2 separate regions of the Homo sapiens genome follow, and region 1 is linked to region 2. Evidence: chromatin contacts called from ENCODE Hi-C or POLR2A ChIA-PET data. All regions are on one chromosome and are shown on one strand. The core of a region is the stretch at or near the end of the contact, and the rest is flanking DNA. Distances in the headings are between cores, read along the strand shown.

What was found. Hi-C counts contacts between places; a loop is a spot of excess contacts on that map. ChIA-PET counts read pairs that join two places held with the same protein, here RNA polymerase II (POLR2A). Pooled maps may share reads with other maps.
Region 1: a map of dorsolateral prefrontal cortex shows a loop between it and region 2 (4-fold over the local background). The contact joins the enhancer-like site here to the promoter of SLC19A3 in region 2. A Hi-C loop is called at or near these places in 1 of 168 maps with a recorded cell type or tissue (dorsolateral prefrontal cortex) and 7 of 50 pooled maps. POLR2A ChIA-PET finds 5 or more read pairs at or near these places in 2 of 52 experiments (MCF 10A and OCI-LY7).

Annotation. Positions count from the first base shown.
Region 1 is chr2:227,861,434-227,864,186 of GRCh38, forward strand. No RefSeq gene overlaps it. Among named protein-coding and RNA genes, the nearest start is that of DAW1, 8.8 kb to the right of the region's middle. Within about 2 kb of position 1,383, at least 8 of the 41 ENCODE cell types and tissues checked have a DNase peak (open chromatin) inside an H3K27ac peak, as active enhancers do.
Region 2 is chr2:227,716,702-227,719,401 of GRCh38, forward strand. SLC19A3 (solute carrier family 19 member 3) reads right to left here and starts at 1,327. Exons shown (of 6, transcript NM_025243.4): 1 at 1,242-1,327. RefSeq lists an enhancer at 858-1,744.

The DNA.
Region 1 (2,753 bases), core at 133-2,632, 140 kb after region 2:
TCTCAAAGCCTCAATTTGTCATCTGTAAAATGGGAACAATGGTCCTTACTGCATAGTTTTTGTGAAGATTGAAGCAGATGATTTGGGTGATACAATTAACCCAGAGCCTGGTACAAAGTATGCATTCAATAAATGTTAATTATTATCATTGTTACCATTGCTAGCATGTTTGGTGTCATGGCAAGGAGTTCTCTCTCTCTCTCTCTCTTTCTCGGAGTCTCACTCTGTCACTCAGGCTGGAGTACAGTGGCGTGCAATCTTGGCTCACTGCTACCTCTTGCCTCCCAGGTTCAAGCGATGTTCCTGCCTCAGTCTCCCAAGTAGCTGGGATTATAGGCGCCCACCACCACACCCAGCTAATTTTTGTATTTTTAGTAGACATGGGGTTTCACCATGTTGCTCAGGCTGGTCTCAAACTCCTGATCTCAAGTGATCTGCCTGCCTCTACCTCCCAAAATGCTGGGGTTACAGGCGTGAGCCACCGCGCCCGGCCAAGTTATTTCAAAGATAAGTTTTAGGTAGCTAAAAGGAAAGAGTTTGCTCAATACTTAGGCTCTTTTGTCTGGCCTAGGCTCTGGGCTCCCTTCCTCCTTCCCTCCCTTCCTTCCTTCATTTCTTCCTTCCTTCCTTCCTTTTCTGAATATTTTGTTGTATTTATTGTTTATTTTATTATAAAAAGTTTTATTTTTATTATTTGTAAAAATTTTTGTGGGTACATAGTAGGTATATATATTGATAGGGTACATGAGATATTTTGACACAGCATGCAATGTGAAATAAGCACATTTCAGATGTCTCTGAGGATTGGAAAAAAAAAGCACATCATGGAGAATGGGTTATCCATCCCCTGAAGCATTTATCTTTTGAGTTACAAAAAACCCAATTACATTATTTAAGTTATTTTAAAATATACAATTAAGTTATTATTGACCTACGGAAAGAATGTAAATGCTCTTATAAAACAGGTGTACACTTCTGCCCCCTACTGGCAGTGAGCTATTTAGCAGATAAATAACCTTGACCTAATTGCAACAATCCCTCGATGTGGTATTTTATTTGGAATAGATGGTTAGACATATTTTGCATATCAACACGTATTCCAGAGTTAAACAATTTAGTTATAGAAGTGGTTAATTCCGTTACGATAATGTTCAACGAAAAAAGATTTTAGGTGCCTAGAAATTGGGTATACAGCCCACTGTATATATTTACATCATTTGTTTTATACAATAGCCCCATGAGGCAGATAGTATTATTATCCCCGTTTTGATTTGAGCAAATCGAGGTTCTAAAAGGGATCTGCTAGTAAGTGGAAGAACTGGCATTCAAACGTCAAGCTCCTCTGACTCACATTTGTGTCCTTTCCGGGCAGGCCATCAGGCCTCCCTAAAGAGGACGAACTCATCAGCAACATCAAAAGTCTGACTCTTGGCAGGTCTGATGTAATTACACATTGCACCATCTTTCCCTCACTTCATTTTCATTGAAAAGCAACTTGCAACCAAGTACACTAGAGGAGAGTATAAGCTCATGAGGGAGTGTGGAGAGGTGAAGGCTTTTTGTGAGCAGGGCTAGTCTAGGGGGAGCCTACAATGATCAGCTGCCCCCTGGGCACGTGTCCAGGGCTGGGTGGCCCACTGAGAAGTCTGGATAGCTCCCAAAGCCCTGCCAGTGAGTGGGGCAAAGGCTGGCCCTTGCTCAGCTTGGGTTTTCTGGCTGCGGGAATGCCCCCATTAGGCCTGGAGGTCCTGGCAGTGTGAAGGAACACCCTCTAACCCAGAGCTGATGCCTTTCCCTAATCTGCCCAAAGTCATGGCTTGTGCTAGCAGTGGCACCATATAAAGCATGGCAGGATGTCTTTACCTGTTTGCATGAAATTCACAAGCCTAGCCAGGGCCTTTTTCTCAGGCAAGGCAGAGGGCACCAGTGATCTGATTCCAGTCAATCCCCAGCACCACTACCATCAGCATATTTAGAGAATGACTCATTTAACTGGGTAGAAGGGAGAAGGAGGGAGACAATTAGTCACAGTTGGAGGTAGGAGGGCAGGAGAGAACTTCTTTGGAATTTTGGGATCCAAGAAGAGAGATAAATGACGCCGAGCTTCTTTGAGGTGATCCTGGAAATCCAGCAAGCCTCACAAAGCAGCTTTCATGCATTGCAGAAAGGAGTGGGCATTGAGTGGAAATGGCAGCCTGATGCAGGCTGGAGAGAGATGACTAATTTATCTGTCAAACTGGCAAGTTTAGGTATTTAGAAGTTCACTGGACCCCAGAGTGGGGCATGGAAGTCACCAAGAACTACAGGTTCTTTAAGGGACCCAGGGCCAAGAGGAGAGACTCCAGAAGTGGCACACAGCAGACTGTCCTCTGGGGGCTGAAACAGGGTGCAGTGACATTTCAGCAAGTTGCTGCAGTGAAGGTGGTAGGAGGCACCCTGACAAGCTGAGGAGGGCATTATAATGCAAGTGGGAGCATAGAACCAATGACAACCAAGGCTAATAATTTCAGACCTTTTCTCCATTAATCCGCAAAGGGCTATTGTATCAGATCCTTCAGGAGTTTAGAGTAAACCCTGTAAGAGGAAGAAAAATCAGACAAGTAACACCGAATAGAATGGAGTTTTCAACATGAATGAATGAACCATCACTAGGGTCCCGCGAGTTTACTTGAGAGTGGCCAGATGCAGTTGTTGGCATAGGGATTGGAGGCAGGCATTGTACGGTAGGGACATTTTGGAGTGTGTGATGTGAA
Region 2 (2,700 bases), core at 77-2,576:
TGTTGCAGGGTGGGTAATCAATCACTCTGATTCTCCCTGTGTGCATGTTAAATAAATGTGTATGCATTTACCATTACACAACCTTAAAAGAGTGTTGTTGGTCTATTAGCAATAATGACTGAAGGAAATTGGTATTTTTGTCCATTTCAGCTACTACTAGGATAATCTTATAAGATATTTGGGAAGTTATGTTTTGGTCTATTTAATATATGTGCCTCGATGAAAAAAACACCTTTTGCCACAGGAGACACCAATGTTTCAATATTGATAGGAGCAAAACACATGAGAGTGCTTTTTTTTTTTTTTTTTTTTTTTTTTTGAGGCAGAATCTTGCTGGGTCGCCCAGGCTGGAGTGCAGTGGTGCAATCTTGGCTCACTGCAACCTTCGCCTCCCAAGTTCAAGCCATTCTTCAGCCTCAGCCTCCAGTGTAGCTGGGATTACAGGCACCCGCCACCATGCCCGGCTAATTTTTGCCTTTTTAGTAGAGACGGGGTTTCATCCCAGGGCCAAGCTGGTCTCGAATTCCTGACCTCAAGCAATCCGCCCCGCTCAGCCTCCCAAAGTGCTGGGATTACAGGCGTGAGCCACTGCGCCTGGCCTGAGAGTACTTTTAGAAAACATTATTCCTTTACCTTTTTCAAACTTGAAGCACTCCGAAAGTCCCAACCTTTTGCACATTTGCGGCAGCGACATTGATTTGGTAAACAGCTGTCACACTATTTATTATTTGATGACTTAGGTATCCTTTCCAGCAGTGTTTTTGTAAGGTGTAGTTGCGTTTTCTTTTAGTTTCAATTAACTAAATTTCAAGTGGTTCCCAAAAAAGCCCCTGCTCTCTTAAATTCAAACTCACCTTCCTTTTTCCCACTAGGAAGGACCTTTTCTCCATCCTTGGATTGGAATTTGGAATTCTATGCTAAAATGCCTTTTCAGTTAAAATCTGTGAACGTGGGATGTAACCATAGGAGGTGCTGGCACTTTACGGGAATCATGATTTTATTTAATCTGCGCTTCCAGAAGGCTGCAAATGGGAATTCCAGACAAACCCACTTGGGTGAATCCCAGCACGCGGGCTGCGGCGTAGGGGGAGAGCTCCTCACGCGGCTCAGAGTGTAGCCCAGGCCCGCAGAGCCAGGAACCCGCCCCCAGCTCTCCAAACCCGGGAAGAGAGAGGCGACACTGCTAAGACCGAGGGATGACGGTGCTTCTTCAATTAATTCGCCCCCCGAGATATTCTTACCTACAGAAGGGAGTGTCTGTTCACCAAATCGCTCACTTGCCGCACGACCACGCACCCGCGGCTGTCGGATGGATCCAGGCGCTCTTGGTGGGAAGGGGGCGGAGCCTGCCTGGCCCGGAGCCCGGGGCCACGCCCCCACGCTTTGCATATGCGAATCCGGGCGTCCAGACCTTTCATCCCAGTGTGGAAGCCCAGATTTTCCTGGCCCAGGGCCGGTTTTCTGGGCAGAAACAGTCAACTCTGCTGAAAGGAACAACTTAAGTAATACACTGACATTCAGCATAATGAAGCAAGAGGGCCTGAATCCAACAGCGATCGTTTGCTTTATTTACAAATATGTCCTTTCTTATGAATCCATTTATTTCTCTCCAAAAGCTTAGGAGAGAGGGCTGGCTGGCTGTCACCCCCACTCTACACATGAAGAAAGTGAGGCGGAAGGAAGTAGGCCTAGTAAATAGAGAAGCCTGGGTTTTAGTTGGGGCTCCTGGCTCCAGAGCCAGTGGTTATAATCACTCTGCACTTTTTTTTTTTAAAGGAGGTAGAGTGGGATGGTTTCCTGGCACTTTGAAAATCTGATACAAACAATTTTTTCTTTTCTTCTTCTTTTTCTTTTCTTTTCTCTTTTCTTTCTTTCTTTTTTTTTTTTTTGAGACAGAGTCTCCCTCTGTCGCCCAGGATGGAGTGCAGTGGCGCGATCTCGGCTCACTACAACCCTCCGCCTCCCGGGTTCAAGCGATTCTCCTGCCTCAGCCTCCAAAAATTAACGCCCAGTTAATTTTTGTGTTTTTAGTAGAGACGGGGTTTGGTTTCACCATATTGGCCAGGCTCATCTCGAACTCCTGGCCTCGTGATCCGCCTGCCTCGGCCTCTCAAAGTGCTGAGATTACAGGCGTGAGCCACCGCGCCTGGTCTTTTTTCTTTCTTTCTTTCTTTCTTTTTTTTTTTGAGATGGAGCCTCGCTGTTGTTGGCCCCGGGCTGGAGTGCAATGGCACGATCTTGGCTCACTGCAACCTCCACCTCCCGGGTTCCAGCAATTCTTCTGCCTCAGCCTCCCTAGTAGCTGGGATTACAGGCGCCCGTCACCACACCCAGCTAATTTTTGTATTTTTAGTAGAGATGGGGTTTCACCATGTTGTCCAGGCTGGTCTCAAACTCCTGACCTCAGGTGATCCACCCGCCTCGGCCTCCCAAAGTGCTAGGATTACAGGTGTGAGCCACAGCACCCGGCCACCTGGCCTCTTTTCTTTTCTTTTCTCTTTCTTTCTTTCTTTTTTTTTTTTTTTTGACAAAGTCTCACTTTATCTCCCAGGCTGGAGTGCAGTGGTGCAACCCCAGCTCACTGCAACCTCAATCTCCCAGGCACACTGATCCTCCTGCCTCAGCCTCCCAAGTAGCTGGGCTTGCAGGTGGGTGCCACCACGTCACATTAATTTTTTTGTTTTTTTTTTTTGGTAGAGA